2 separate regions of the Homo sapiens genome follow, and region 2 is linked to region 1. A link is a loop called in an ENCODE intact Hi-C map of the cell type or tissue named here. Cell type or tissue: HepG2. All regions are shown on one strand.

Evidence for each region. A loop is a pair of places that touch in the nucleus more often than their neighbours do. Peaks named below come from ENCODE experiments on the same cell type or tissue, not always from the same donor. Only the 100,000 strongest peaks of a DNase experiment are listed, where the experiment ranks them.
Region 2: a loop joins it to region 1, with 2.9 times the contacts of the local background. A loop is called at or near these places in 4 of 110 quality-filtered maps.

Annotation. Positions count from the first base shown.
Region 1 is chr17:72,588,587-72,596,586 of GRCh38, reverse strand. LINC00673 (long intergenic non-protein coding RNA 673) reads left to right here and starts at 3,783. Exons shown (of 4, transcript NR_152516.1): 1 at 3,783-4,384. RefSeq lists a silencer at 3,656-3,705. In HepG2, CTCF peaks have their summits at 2,134 and 3,784; DNase peaks (open chromatin) are centred at 3,746, 4,876 and 7,438; H3K4me3 peaks cover 4,729 bases.
Region 2 is chr17:73,197,342-73,205,341 of GRCh38, reverse strand. It overlaps COG1 (component of oligomeric golgi complex 1), which reads right to left. Exons shown (of 14, transcript NM_018714.3): 4 at 7,946-8,000; 5 at 5,321-5,477; 6 at 4,566-4,776; 7 at 3,442-4,233; 8 at 2,196-2,342; 9 at 1,549-1,710. Among named protein-coding and RNA genes, the nearest start is that of COG1, 8.3 kb to the right of the region's middle. RefSeq lists a silencer at 1,638-1,932 and an enhancer at 4,334-5,533. In HepG2, no CTCF peak of the experiment used is centred here; DNase peaks (open chromatin) are centred at 1,041, 1,751 and 3,931; H3K4me3 peaks cover 641 bases.

The DNA of each region.
Region 1 (8,000 bases):
ACAGCAAAACCCCATCTCTACTAAAAATATAAATATTAGCCAGGCACAGTGGCACACGTCTGTAGTCCCAGCTACTCGGGAGGCTGAGGCAGGAGAATCCCTTGAGCCTGGGAGGCAGAGGTTTCAGTGAGCCAAGATCATGGCACTGCACTCCAGCCTGGGGGACAGAGCGAGATTCTATCTTAAAAAAAAAAAAAAAGTATTAGAATTAAGACACCATGATAATGGTACAGAGTTAGAAAAACTGACCAGTGGAACAGAATAGAGAGCCATGAATCTACTCAAAAAAGGAGAAAATTTGATACACGAGAGAGGGTTGATATTGCAATTATTTTTATCACCATATATATGCATATTTATATTAAATACATATGTAACTTTTAAAATAACATCTCAATTTTAGAATAGATTTACAGAGCCATTGCAAAAATAGTACAGAGAGTTCCCATATACCCACTGATATGGTTTGGCTGTGTCCCCACCCAAATCTCATCTTGAACTGTAGCTCCCATAATTCCCACGTGTTGTGGGAGTGACCCAGTAGGAGATAATTGAATCATGGGGGTGGTTTCCCCCATACTGTCCTCCTGGTAGTGAATAAGTCTCTGATGGTTTTGTAAGGGGTTTTCTCTTCCGCTTGGCTCTCATTTTTTCTTGCTGCCACCATGTAAGACGTGACCTTGCTCCTCCTTTGCCTTCCACCATGATTGTGAGGCCTCCCCAGCCACATGGAACTGTGAGTCCATTAAACCTCCTTTTCTTTATAAATTACCCAGTCTTGGGTATGTCTTTATCAGCAGCGTGAGAACAAACTAATACAACCACACTCAATTTCCCTTATTATTACATCTTACATTAACATGGCACATTTGTAACAATTATGAATCAATATTGGTACATTACTATTGACTAAAGTCCCACACTTTATCAGATTTCCTTAGTTTTACCTAATGTCCCTTTTCTGGTCCAGGATTCCATCCAGAAGACCACGTTCAGTCATCAAGCCTCAGCCTTCTCTGAGCTGTGACAGTTTCTCAGACTCTCCTGGGTTTTGGCGAACTTGACAGTTTTGAGGGTTATTGATGAGGTGTTTTGTAGACCATCTCTCAGTTGGGGTCACTGTGTGCAGCCAACGCTTAAGAAATGGGGAGTTATACTCCACTTCCTGGAGGGCAGTGTATTTACATACATTTTTTGAAATTCTTCTGCACAGATTTCTTTTCCTCTGTGTATTTATTTTTCCAATCACCTAATTATATCAATATGAACTCATGAATTTTTTTATTACTTTGGTTATAATCTAATACCACTTTACTTAAGTTGTTGTTCAAATGGTTCCCCCACTTTGGCGATTAAGAGCTCTTTCAGTTGGTTTCTATGTCCTTCTCTCGTGGCCCCACCATTGTATGGTGTGTATGCTTGTGTGTCAGTGTGTTTTAGCACTTTCTTACTTTCTGACACTACGAGGTGCTCCAGGCTCATCTTGCATATTTCCTGCCCCAGTCCTAGAATCAGCTGTTTCTCCAATGAGCTCTGGTTCCTTCTGTTGGACAATAGTATAAAAACAAACCTAGGTGCTAAATGATCGCTTAGATCCAGTGCTCATTGCTACTGGGCTGCCATTGCTTCTGGACCCTCTTAGCAGAGAGAGAAAGGAGATATATGTGTGTGTATGCTAATGCATGTACACATACAATTCTTATTTTTACCTCTATCTAGCTATGTATGTATGTATGTTTGTATCTGTCATCTCTATGTTATGCTAAACATGGGTTTATACCTCTCTGGATGTTTTAGGAGCAAGGAAGAGACATGATTCCAGCTTTACCTGGGGAAAATCAATCTCACAGCAATGAGAAGAAATAAATGATGAGTTAAAATTAATTTCTATATTTTTCTAATTATTCAAGTGACTAATGTTTGGTGTGCAGAAATTTAAGAAGACTGAGGACTAGAATGAATTATAACGCAGGAGAAAACAATAACCATGCATAGTCAGCAAGAGGCACTGATACCATTTTGAGACGACTGGATGCCCTTTCGTATGCTAGGAATATGCAGCCCGTGTTCTGGAAAGTGGGGAGAAGGTCAGGCGGCTCCTAGCAGCAAAGCTGCGTTATCCTCAATATCCTGTAGGGGAGGGTTTAGGGAGTTCGGATATCCCTGCCTTTGACATTCATCTTGGCCTCAGTTTTTCTCTTACCTGGAAGCAAGAGAGGAGTTGATTGTGAGTTCAGAGTGGAAATGGTGGCCAATCCAGACCCTGCACTGCCACTGACTCTCCGGGAATGTCAGCGCCAGGTGAGAGCCAGGATTCCAGGGCCAGACCTGAGCTTGTCCATAGCCTGGGACTTGAATGGGGGGAAACTTGGGCACAGTGGCAGGTGGAAAATCAAGTCTGTGCTTCAGGGGCATCTAGGAATGCCCTGTCTATCTTCTCCCCTCCCCAACCCCATTTACCCAGGTGCCTCCTGTTACTTTCAATACTAATGCCTTCTTTTTTTTTTTTTGAGACAGAGTCTCACTCTGTTGCTCAGGCTGGAGTGCAGTGACGCAATCTCGGCTCACTGCAACCTCCGCCTCCCGGGTCCAAGCGATTCTCATGCCTCAGCCTCCTGAGTAGTTGGGACTACAGGCATGCACCACCACGCCCACCTAATTTTTTTTGTATTTTCAGTAGAGATGGGGTTTTGCCATGTTGGCCAGGCTGGTCTCGAACTCCTGACCTCAGTGGTGGGATTACAGGCATGAGCCACCACGCCCAACCTGATGCCTTCTTTTTCTGACCATTTCCTCTCCAGCAATCCCACCGTGGCCACAGGAAAACCTGGCCCAGGAGATTCCAATGTTCTTGGCTTCCCCTCCTGTCACAGCCTCAGTGATTTTGTGATTTCATCTTGCTTCTCAGGGCTTGCTTTTATCAAAAGGGTTGGTTAGTCACAATGGCTGTTAATAGGTGCAACAAGGCATAGAAGACCTGTTAGGGGTTGAACTTTTCCCCCTACAACTCCAAAATATTAATATATTGCAGTCCTAATCTTCAGGACCTCCAAGAATGTAACCTTATTTGGAAATAGGGTCGTTGCAGATGTCATTGGTTAATGATGAGGTCGTACTGGATCAGGGTGGGCCCCTTATCCAATATGACTGGCATCCTTGTAGAAACACCACAGTGTGAAGAGACAGAGATTCACGCAGAGGGAAAACTATGTGAAAAGATACACGGAGAAGACCGTGTAAAAGGTGGAGGATGAAGGTAAGGCAGTTGCAAGCCAAGGAACGCCTAAGATAAGGAACGCCTAAGATAGCCAATGACCACCAGGTCTCAGAGAGGCCCGGGACAGATTCTCCCTCACTGCCCCTAGAAGCAAGCAACCCCGCTAACCCCTTGATTTCGGACCTCTGGTCTCCAGAAGTGGGGCCCAGCTGGGATAACCTGACTCTAGGGCCACCAAGGTTTGTCATCCTGGGCGGCATTCGGGGCTGGTGTGACCCACCTTATGCACAAAGGCCAGAATAGACCTAGCGGCATTGACAATAGGACTGGAATGCCAGCTTTGTCTGTGAAGGAAGGGCGCAAGGGAGGACAGCTGTGGTGGGCAAACCCTAACCATTTCCATCCTTGTTTAGCTTTTGTTCTGACTACGACAGGACTACGTAGTCGAACTACGACTCCCAGGAAGCCGTTCGGCCTTCCCCACCCCCTCCCCGCCCACCCCGCTCCGCCCCGTCCCGGCGCGGGTCCGCCTGGTATATAAGGGCCGAATGGCCCAGCCGACTGCAGGGCGCGCAGGCGGCGCGGGTGCGCGGTGCGGCGCTGGTATCCAGAGGACGCGGTCACCGCCTCTGGCATTTGTCGTTCTGCGCTTCTCCGCAAGGACCCTCTGTTAGGCAGGCGCCCACCGTAAGCCTCCCGGGCCTTGTGAACCTGCAAACCCAAGTCTGAGAGACGATCCGCCTTCAGCGCTTTCCAGCTTGGCAGAGAGGCTTTCCCGGCGGGGATCTTTGGTTGGCGCTGGCGATGCGCGGGGAAGAAAGGCGAGGAGCGGCGTCCAGGCTGGGTGATGTCCCAGCACGAGTAGGCGGGATGCGCTCGCTTGGTCCTCCGGGCGCCCGGTCCCTGCCCGCGTCGCGCGCCCACCCCTGGGGACGAGAAGGCGGCCGCCTGAGGACCCCCGCCCGCGACCTCCGCGAGTCTGGAGCGCAGAGGACAGGGTCTGGCTGCTCTTTGGCCTTGGATGGAAAGTGGGGAATTGGGTGGGGGGCTGCGGACCCCTTAACGTGGATTACTTGGTGTGTATCAGCTGGGCTCAGAAGACCCACGACCTCTTCTCCATCCGTGGATTGATTTGTTCTGCTTAACAGCTGGGTCGCCAAGCTGGAGGTAAGTTTCCCTGCGGTTCGGGGAAGGGATCTGATTTACTTTCTTTTCTTTCTTTCCTTTTTTCCTCCGCGTCGTTTTTCGAAGGTCTCGAGATTCCGGGTTGAAATTTTTGTTCTTGTAATTGACATCTTCTTGGAGGTCATTTTAGTCATCCCCCTGCCTCCAAGCGGAGCTGATTCACCTGGGACACGGTGGTCAGCGACCACCCCATCCTGGGCGTTCTCGGCCGTTGTCCTTCAGCCTCTAGCGCTGCCAAGCCTTGGCTGCCTGGAGGGACCGAACCTCAGCTGGGGGAGACGCCCCCGCGTCCTCGGCGCACCCGCTCGGCCCCTTGCACTTGCCTTAACGCCTGGGCGCCCTCCGGGCTCCGTTACTTCGGGAGCGGTGCCGCCTCCGTGAGCTCCTGGCGTCCGCCCACTGGCGACCGGGGACGCTGCTGGGGCGCAGCGGTTGGAGAACGCGACTCAGCCGAGCCCCTCTCACCGTTGGGGCTAGGGGGTGAGCGGGGGCGTTTGGCAAGCAGCTTTCCGGCGAGGACTGGGCCACCCGTCAGGCTGACGCTGGTACGCGTTTGGCCAGGGTGTGGACGGGCTTTCTGAATAGGTGGGAGGTGGCAGGAATTCAGTCCAGTGAGACCACCCGCCACCTCCCCTTTCCGGCGCAACTTGCTAATGGAAGTCGTTTCTTGGCCAATGTGGGGAGAGGGCTTACGTCTTGAGTCTGGAACTGAAAGCATACCGCTTCTGTATCCATAGCTTCCTCCTCCCCTTGTTCTTTTGTGTCTGCCCTGTTTGGGGGCAGCGCGATGCCTGTCACTGAGTAGGCACTGAATAGATGTTTGTTGAATGAATGACTGAGCGACTCCACCCTTGGCGTGCAGATTAACCAGGGTCCTCCTTTTCCTTCTCCCTCCTTGGCGATTGTCCTCACCTCCAGGACCTATCTAGGTTTCCTGAGGATGCTTTCCCAGAGGTGGGATTCCCTCCTTCGCCCCTCACCCCTCTCCTGCAGCCTGTGGGTTCGCATTTAGAACCTGTCGGTGATCCATTTCCCACCCAGCAGTCCCTTCTGCATAGGAATCTGACGCTGTCAGGGATCACTCTTGGTCAGTGCTCAGGGTCCCAGCGTCTCCAGTGAGCACTGCTCCAGGAGCAAGAGAAAGTAAAGCAGCACCGGAAGAAGAAAAGGCAGTGCATAGTGGCACGACCCCCTACCCTGGGAGCTGGGGCCCTCGGTGCCCCTGGTCCCATGCAGGGTTTGGAACTGCCCAGGTTGACACAGCACCTTACCTGCGGCCCTTCCCCACCCTCTGCCCCCACCCCAGTTCTGTGCTTAGACTGACTCCGGGAGAGGAAAGGTTGAAACCGCCAGGCAAACTGATAACCAACCCCACCACTCCTCCTCCCTGTCTGATTTTAAAAAGTAATCCATGCTCTTTCTCTTTCTTTTATAGAAAACTACACAAAAGTGCCCAAAGCAGGAAAAACATCCAATTCACACAGTAATGCTGGCAATTTGATATATTTCCTCACTGGTGAAATCCTGCAATGTATACAACTTTTTCTCCTCCTCTTTTTTTGTGTAATTTTATTTGAACGTTTCCCCCATGTCATGACGGCATGGTAACTGTATTCTGCTGCAGGCGTTGACTCATAATTGGCTTGGCAATTTCCCTATTGTTGGATACTAAGTTGTTTCCAAAGTTTTACCATTAGAAGTAATACAGTGAGCATCTTTTGTACATAAAGATTTATCCACATTTTGTATTATTTTCTTTGGAAAATTCCCAGAAATTGCTATATTTGCTTTAAGTTAGAGTTATGTCTAAAGCAAAGGAATAACTCTATTTCTGGATATTGCCGAGATGGGCTTAGAGGAAAAGATACCACTTACCCATCAGATAATACTGCATCTTGGAGCGGGGACGCAGAAGGGGCACAGAGTGAATGGCTGCTGAGGGAATGAAGTGTTTTGTTTTGTTTCTTTTTGTATCAAAGAGTTGATCAGCATTGGTATGAGAATAACTTAAAATTTGTCATCAGGATTATGATGTAAAATTTTTTTTTTTTTTTTTTTTTGAGACGGAGTCTCGCTGTCGCCCAGGCTGGAGTGCAGTGGCGCGATCTCGGCTCATTGCAGGCTCCGCCCCGCGGGATTCACGCCATTCTCCTGCCTCAGCCTCCCGAGTAGCTGGGGCTACAGGCGCCCGCCACCTCGCCGGGCTAATTTTTTGTATTTTTAGTAGAGATGGGGTTTCACCTTGTTAGCCAGGATGGTCTCGATCTCCTGACCTCGTGATCCGCCCGCCTCAGCCTCCCAAAGTGCTGGGATTACAGGCGTGGGCCACTGCACCCGGCCGATGTAAATTTTTTTTTAGCAATACCATAAAGTAAGATATATCAGGCAGCTAGATTTAACATGCTGTCTTTTTTAAAAACTTAACTTTTGATTTTGATATAAATCTAGATTTACAGGAGTTGCAAAAATAATGCCAAGGGTTCCACTATATCCTTTACCCTGCTTCCCCAAATGCTAACATCTGATATATCCATGGTGCAATGATCAGACCTGGGATACTGGCACTGACACAACACGTTTAACTAGTCTACAGGCCTCATTCAAATTTATCCATTTGTCCCACTCATGTCCTTTTTCTGGTCCAGGGTCCAATTTGGGATCCTGTAATGGGACCTTGTAAAAAGTGGGAACCCAGAGGGGTAGAGAAGACAGCCTTTGTTCAGGAGGAGGTTTGAAATTGGGACGTCATTTTCATTTTCCTCCCCAGGTGAATTTGCCCTTCCTCTACTGACGGTAGCAGAGCCGTATCAGGCTTCCAGGGCCTATGGGAGCTTGCCCATAAGTGGGGAAAGCATCTCTGTGTACCCCCTCCCTCCTTTCCTCTCCCCAAACCTACAGTGGGAATGTGTCATTGAGTGAAATTGGGTTATTAGCCGGTCTGCCCTGACACGTCTTTTTGGGGGTAGACGTTTGCCATCTGGTGTGCGTGAGAGCAAGCTGCTGAGCCACTGAATCCGTGGTTGACAAGTACACCGTGCAATGCCTGCGTGGGTGACTCATGCCGGCTGGAGTAGCAGGTGTGTCGGGAGCTAAACGTGCAGACCCAGCAGGTACAGCATTTCCTGGTTATCTGAGCAGATTGGAAGGAACACGGATTTCTGCTCTGAACTCAAAATGGATTTAGGGTATTGTTAAGCAATTTTGGGTTAGGAAGTGATTCTCCTTTTCTTTAGGGGACTTTCTTCCAGGAGAAGATTTGGGGTGAGGAGAGCTAGCCCGAAGGGATTTTTGGAGGTGGCTGATATGGATGGAGGCTAGCCCAGGATCTTTGCATAAGAGTCCACTTGTGTGAATTTGAAGAAACCCAGGAAAGGGGCCCTTCTCCTGTCCTTACAATAAAGAGACCGCATGGTCAGCCAGTAACGCACACGTGAATTGAGGCTGTCTGCTTTGAGTATCACTGTGTCTTTTCTGACTTGGAGTGGTTGCCTGCATTGAGCGAAGGCGATGTTTGTTTGGGATAAGGAAGTTTTGACGTTACTTAAATCTCAACAAAACAGATTTCTGTTGTCCAGACAGAGTTTCTGTGTTAATGTTA
Region 2 (8,000 bases), 610 kb before region 1:
CTGGCCCTTAAAAAAGGCCTCAGATGCTGTAAATGGTTGTTCTAAAGGGGAAAAAAAGGCTCCTTGCCTGAAGGAGAAGTGTTTTGAGGAGGCTCATTAGAGAAGACTTACTGAATTCTTTCCAAAATCAGGATTTGTTCCTTCTTGGGTTTTTGTTTGTTTGTTTGTTTGTTTGTTTTGAGATAGAGTCTCGCCTTGTTGCCCAGGCTGGAGTGCAGTGACACAATCTGGGCTCACTGCAACCTCCACCTCCCAGGTTCAAGCAATTCTCCTGCCTCACCCTCCTGAGTAGCTGGGACTACAGATGTACGCCACCACACCCGGCTAATTTTTGTATTTTTAGTAGAGATGGGGTTTCACCATGTTGGTCAGGCTGGTCTCGAACTCCTGGCCTCAAGTGATCCACCCGCCTTGGCCTCCCAAAGTACTGGGATTACAGGTGTCAGCCATCGCACCTGACCATGTTCCTTCTAAAAAATGTTACTGGCCAGGCGTGATGGCTCCTGCCCATAGTCCCAGCACTTTGGGAGGCCGAAACAAGCGATTTGCTTGAACCCAGGAGTTTGAGACCAGCCTGGGCAAAATCGCAAAACCTGTCTCTACAAAAAATAACAAAAATTAGGTGTGCTGGCGCATGCCTTGTGGTCCCAACTATTCGGGAGGCTGAGGTGGGAGAATCTCCTGAGCCTGGGAGGTTGAGGTTGCAGTGAGCCGAGATGGTGCCACTGCACTCCAGCCTGGGTGACAGAGTGAGACTCTGTCTCAAAAAAAAAAAAAAAAAAAAAAAGTTACTAATGAAATGGGATTATACACCAAGGGCAGAACGCTTCCTAGACAGTGAAAGCAGTGTGAAGGGTTGGGAGACAAGAACTCCCCGTAAGTAAGCACCTCTGTGTGTCACACTTTGTGGCAGGCAACTGTTCTCTCTAACTCCCCACAGTCACCCCTGAGGTAGGTGTGCTGTGGCTGGGGCCGGGGGCTGTCTGCCTTTTACAAGTGAGGAAACCACTGAGCGGTTTATCTACAGGATCACATTTGGCCCTAAGGAAACGGAGGTTAATGATTTGCCCGGAGCCCCCAGTGAACCAGTGGCAGCACTGAGGTTGGAAGCCAGGTCTTTTATTTTGAAGCTCTGATCCTTTTCATTGTTTTTTGATTTTTTTGTTTTGTCTTTTTAAGAGACAGGGTCTTGCTTTGTCGCCCAGGCTGGAGTGCAGTGGTGAGATGATAGCTGCTCATTGCAGCCGTGAACTCCCAAGCTGAAGCCATCCTCCCACCTCAGCCTCCCAAAGTTCTGGGTCTTGGTGTTTCCATCTGTGCTGAGCTGCCTTCTTAGCGAAGATCTGCTGACCCTTTAGAATGAGTGTAAGTAAACTCACAGCGCTGGGTGCTACTCCTAAGATAGAGCATTTTTACAGGACCCGATGCCTGGGCTGGGTGATCCTTAACAGTTTGAGTCTTTGATGTGAACTGCTCAAACCCAAGACAATGCTAAGGTTTTCTTTTGTTTAATTTGTGTTTTTAATGGGCAAACATTCAGACACCTACCTTAATCTGTTTTTCTTCGGAGAGTTTCTCATAGGCAGCTACTACTTGAACCATACAGCTTTTCAGCATCTCCTGTAATGTCACCTTTGGCAAGGCATGGCCTCCAACCCGATTAATTTCCTGGCATAAACTAAACAGGAAGGACTGTACATACCAGGACGGCTAAAAGAACAAAGAAATGTCACATTGCCAACTTGCACCAATTAAATGACACACAGTGAAAGTGAATCCACTTAATCTTACAAGGCCTATGTGCCAGGACTTTGACCCCTCTCAGCAACGCTTCTTACAGGCAGACTGTTCAGCAGACACAAGGCCCCTGGTTAAGTGCAATTTGCTGTTACTGCCTCCACGGTCTGAGGCTGATCTCGAAGAGGTGCCTGTGTTTTATGCTGCTGATTTCACGGCAAGTAAGTGGTTCCCTAATTAGCACAGAGCCTATGCTACAAAAGGAAAGAATGGTTAACTGACTTCTTGAACAGTCTGCCATTTACTTAGCCCTACATCTACTATGCCCCCACAGTAGAAAATTACAGATGTTACTTTCAGCTATTCCTCAGAAGTTGTATGTTGAATGATTTTCTAAAATCTTTCTTCTTTTCCACGGAGCAGTTTATTCCCTTTTTCAGCCCATGGTCCCTGCTCACCTGTGCAGGGAGTCGGATCTTGGATGTGACACTGCTGCCAGACTCTGCCTCCTCCTGAATTTCTAGCTCATCCCAGCTGGTGGCTGTGGCCAGAACTGAGCCAGCATCATCTAGAAGTAATGACTGGGTGAATCCATGAATCAAAACCTGGTAATAAAAGGCAGATATCCATACAAGCCACTCAGATCCTCTGTAGAGTTTCTTTAAAACAATCTGTGTAATCCTGAGAACAGCTCAAGCTGCTGAAGTTGTAGGTACAGTGATGGTATCAGTCCTCTTTTGGCTAATTATCAATGATATCAGCCATGGGAATTTTGTTGCTAACTACCCTATAAATGTCAAATACCACTTCTTTTTTTTTGAGACAGGGTCTTGCCCTTCTCCCAGGCTGATTGCAGTGGCACAATCACAGCTCACTGCAGCCTCGACCTCCTAGGCTCAGGCAATGCTCCTGCCTCAGCTTCCCAAGTAACTGGGACTACAGGCGTGCACCATCACATCCGAATAATTTCTGTACTTTTTGTAGATAGGGGGTTTCATCATGTTGCCCAGGCTGGTCTTGAATTCCTGGGTTCACACAATCCAACCATCTCAGCCTCCCAAAGTGCTAGGATTACAGGCATGAGCCGCCATGCCTGGCCCAAATACCACCTCTTAAGGTACAAGTGGAGGCTACTGGGAATATGATATTTAGGTTAAAGAGAGGAAATCCAGGCAGAAAGTCTTTCATTCTCATCTGATGCAAGGAAAAAATGCAGCTTTTCTGTCTACTGAATCTAAGCTAAAAATGAATGAAAAAGTTTTTTTTGAGACGGAGTCTCGCCCTGTTGCCCAGGCTAGAGTGCAGTGGTGCGATCTCGGCTCACTGCAAGCTCTGCCTCCCGGGTTCACACCATTCTCCTGCCTCAGCCTTCCGAGTAGCTGGGACTACAGGCGCCCACCACCATGCCCGGCTAATTTTTTGTATTTTTTTAGTAGAGACGGGGTTTCACCATGTTAGCCAGGATGGTCTCGATCTCCTGACCTCGCGATCTGCCCATCTTGGCCTCCCAAAGTGCTGGGATTACAGGCATGAGCCACCGCGCCCGGCCAAAAAAGTTTTTACTGAACTTTCTGGCAGAGATAAAGTTAACCGTATGAAATCAGAATTGTTTTGCCTTTACTACTGAAGGAACTGATTGAGGTTGGCAAGACTGGAATATGACAGAAGTGAGACAAGACAGGGATAAGAAATTACATCACTCACTTTCACAACTGCACTGCTCCAGACCTGGTAGCCCATCACGCTCTGCTGGAGGAGTACTTCTTTAACCTCTTGCCACTTGGCCTGTGTAGGAATGATTTCCTGAGTTTTCACCTTTCCCTGTTTTCTCAGAGCCCTAAACTCCCTTGCTGGTTTCTCTGAGCTCTCTGATTTTCCCAGGATGCACTGCTTCAGATGGGGGCACAGCTCTCCCAGGGACTGGCAGAGTCTGGCCATGAAAAGAACTGAGTGCAGCTTGGCACTGTTGAGGGCATCCTGTTGCCCTTGCACACCCTCTTCAATGCTCTGTAGCTCTGCCCGGATGCAGTCCACGATGTGCTTGATGCATGCCACGGACTGAGTCCGCAGCATCTCCTGCACGGTCCCCGCATCTGCGTATCTGTCAAAGGCAGAACTCTTGGCCTGTGTGGGAGAAACGTCCTTGGGCAGTGATGAGTCATCAGAGGGGAGGTAAGCCAGGAGGTCATCTAGTTTAACCTTCAGCTTAGAATCCAGGGCAGAACAGAAGTTCTGTACACAAGGGCTGATGGCTTGTGCTTTCATGGAGAGGCCGCTACTGGCAAACTGACCCCGGTTTGCCACGCTGACCCAGGCCGCATCGGAAGGCAGGTCATTAGGACTCTCAGACCAGAGGAAGAGCGACATGTTGTACTCAAAGTGGATGTGCTTATTTGAAGGGGAGTTGCTGGTGCTGCTTTCAAGTTCCTGCAAAGCTGAAACCAAGAGCTCCTTGGAGCTACTGGAGATGGAGTCAAAGCCTTCTTTTGTCAGAGTCTAAAAGAGAATGAGAGAAGAGTTCTAATCACAGTTCCTTTAAGGACATTTCAAAACAAAAGTACCAAATGGTAATTTATCCTAGCATTCAGAAGGTTCACCATCTTCAGAAAGATGGCATGGTGTTGGCAGAGAATAAAGCCATTATTGATGAACATGGGCCCATTCCCGATCAAGTGACAGAGGCCTGGTGTATTTTCAGCTCTAGACTCTGGATCTGTTACTAAGCAGGAAAAGAATATACTTGGGAAGCGACAGAAATCTCCCAAGACAGTCAAAATACCACTAGGATTGGCCATAAAACAGGTAGACCATGTGACTGTCCAGCTCACCTGTAATCGGTCAAGGAACAGTTGCTGCATCATATCTTCCCAGAACAAGAGCGGCTTCTCCAGAAGCCGCCGACATAGCACATCCCAGCTGTGATTGGTGGACTCATTGGTAAGTAACTCCCACATGGCGTCCCGGATTCCCGCGAGACCCTTCATGCTCTTCACGTACATGAGCAGGTTGGTGATCCCATTTTTAATGTCTTCATTACACCTGCAACAGAATCATGTTCTTTGGGCTCCATCAGAGGCATGGTGTTCACATCTTTATTAAGAAAAACATCAGAATCCCATTTGACAATCTCTTATCTGAGTTCCAGTAGATAAATATCTATGTGTCTCAGTGTTGATAGACCTGTAGCAACACAGAGCGTTTTGGCTGGGTTGGGGCATGCAGTCTGTTGCCCACACCAGGCCTACCCTTGCTTCCCCGAGGATATACGCAAGTCTGGACCCTGCGGAATGGCTTAAAAAAACAATGCATTAAGTAAAAACAGGAGTTGCAGAACTCTCACATAAAGAGAATTTAAAACTCCCACATAACCTTTTGAAAGACAAATTCCTTCTTGGTTCTCCCACAGCGGGTGCTGAATGACCTCAAAGGTGGCAATGGGTCACAGAGTGAGAGGCTGGCTGATGGGCAGCACGCCATCCAGGACAGGCTTTCTGCACATGCCTCGCTGACCCTTGTAATGCCCCGTACAAGGCTGCATGGGTGGCTCCTGCCAGCTGCAGGGAAGCTCTTTCTGGTTACTTACATGTGGATCCATTTCTGCAGCGTGTCTTTCAGGTATTCCTGACTGATGGGATGTGCAAGGGTTCGGAGTGTTGGCTGGAACTCGACGATGGATGCTGGCAGGTGTTTAAACCAGCTGCAGAGTTTCATCTCTTCCTGCAGGACACCAGTGCCCTTTCCTAAAGAGAAGGCCAAGTGAGAAGCCATCTAGGCCACCCTTTGAAGTGCATATTGAAACAGGGAGTTAGGCCAGGCCAGCTTGGGCAACACAGTGAAACCTCACCTCTACAAAAAAGAAACAATTTGCCAGGCGTCATGGTGCACACCTGTAGTTGCAGCTACTTGGGAGACTGAGGTAGGAGGATCATTTGAGCCCAGGAGGTCGAGGCTGCAGTGACCCATGATCATGCCACTACACTCAAGCCTGGGCAACAAGGTGAGACCCTGTCTCCAAAAAAATAAATAAATAAAAGATGGACTTAGAAGAAATTTCCAAAACTTATCAAGTTTTCCTTTGGAAGGTCAAACTGGACTTCTGAAATACAAGGAAAGAGAAAGTACGGGACACGTGTGAGGTCCCATCAGGGAGTGTGGCAGCCGCCCCACAACTCTGGTCATTCTGTTGGTTGAGAAGAATGGCAAAGATCGGGAGGAAACAAAAACGGGGATCAAAAGAGTAGAAAGAAGAAATGAGTGCTATGCAGTCCTGGGGGTTTTCAAAGTAGAACTTAAGTTGTCAAAAAAGCAAAAGGTAATGGCTTCCCTTTCCTCTCAATCCTCCTACCTCCCCCGAAGATGGAAGGAAAGAATCGATGACTGCTTATCCTGATTAACTGAGTCGTTCATAGCTCTTCAGAGGTGACCTGTCAAGAAGGGGACAGGCCTGCACTGCGCAACTCTGGGAGGCCCCGTTCACTGTGTTCTGAGCATAAGGCACCCTCCGGAGTTTGAAACCCAGGGCCCTCCCAAGGCCCCTTGTACTGCTTTCTAAAGCCATGACAAGTCAGCCAGTACCCACCCTTCCTGAGTGGGATGAGGTACTAAATGTAAGCACCTTGAGGGAAAGCGAAGCATAAGGAGGTGGAGTTGAAAGATAAAGTGAGCCAAGATGAGGTGACATTAAGCACCTCTCTCTGGAAACAGCCACGTGGCCACCACCGCACTCTTCTGTTTCCTTTCTACCTTTGGCTGTATCTCCTTTGTCAATTTTGCTGACACCTCCATTTGACCTTGGATTTCTGGAGTTCCATAAGGCAGAGTCCTCTGTCATCTCCTTACTGATGATGTCATCCATTCCCACAGCTTGAAATAACAGCCACATGCAGATGTACAACAGTGTGTCTCCAACTAGACCTCCCAGCGATCTGTTCTGGGCCCTCAGGCACCTGCCCGCTTCACAGTCCCATTCCAAGGCCTCAGCCATCGCCAATGCAACGTTTTCTCTCTTTCGTTTTTTTAAAGACAGGTTCTCGCTCTGTCACCCAGGCAGGAAAGCAGTGGCACAGTCACTGCTCACTTCAGCCTCAACCTCCCTGGCTCAAATGATCCTTCTGCCTCAGCCTCCCAAATAGCAGGGACCACAGGGGCATGCCACCACACACAGCAAATGTTTATCTTTTGTAGAGATGGGGTCTCACTATGCTGCCCAGGCTGATCTCAAACTCCTGGACTGCCTCAGCTTCCAAAGTGCTGGGATTACAGATGTGAGCCACAGCACTGGGCCATTTCAAAGTGAACCCATCATCGGCCACTTCAAACCAGCTCCATTTCTACTTAACTTGGTCACCTCCCTTCTCACATCCTTACAGCCAATCTGTCACCAAATCCTCTCCTCCTAAACAGACGTCCGAACATGCAATTAGCTCCGTCTCTATTGTTCCTTCGTAACCCAAGCTCCCAGCGGCTGACACCTGGATCGTGGCAACAGCCTCCTAAGTGAGCTCTTGGCATCCATTCTAGCCCCAAGGGGATCTATTCCACCTAAAAGCCAAATTCATTTATTTCATTTCAGTTGCGATAAATGCTACCAAATAAAAGTACAGGATGCACGGGCACACATAACAGAGGGTCCGCACCAAGCCTGGAAGGTCCCAGGAGGCTTCCATTGTTCTTTGGATAAAGTCTAAATTCCCTAGCCTCGCTCACAAGGCTGGGCATTATCTGGCCCCTGGCCCCACCTCCAGTCTCTGCTCAAGCAGCTCTCCCCCTCACCCAATGCCTCACTGGCTGTCTTACAGTTTCTTCTTGCCTCAGGATCTTTGCACATCCTCTTCCCTTTGCCTGAAAGCCTGTTGCTTGCCTTCTTCATCTAAGTGACTCCCACTCAACCTTCAGCTTTCAGGTTAAAGGCTTCTCCAGGGAAGCCTTCTCTGACCTTGGTGAGTTACTTCCATTCAATGTTCCCAAGGCAACTTGTACTAAGCCTTTCTAGCAATGACCAATATAGACACTAAATGGATATTCGCATATTTGTGAGTCTGATACCTGCTTCTACCACTCAACTGTGGCCTCGATGAAGGAAGGGCCTCTATTTGTCCAGTTCACTGCTCCATCCCCAGAGCCTAGCATGGTGGCTGGCACACGGTAGACGCTGAGCAAATTATCAGTTGAGTGAACCAGAATTTAAAAAGCTTGGCTAAGAGCTCACCGGCAGGATGCTGGCCTGTGATGGTCTCCAGAGTAGAGAAGAGCAAGCCACATGG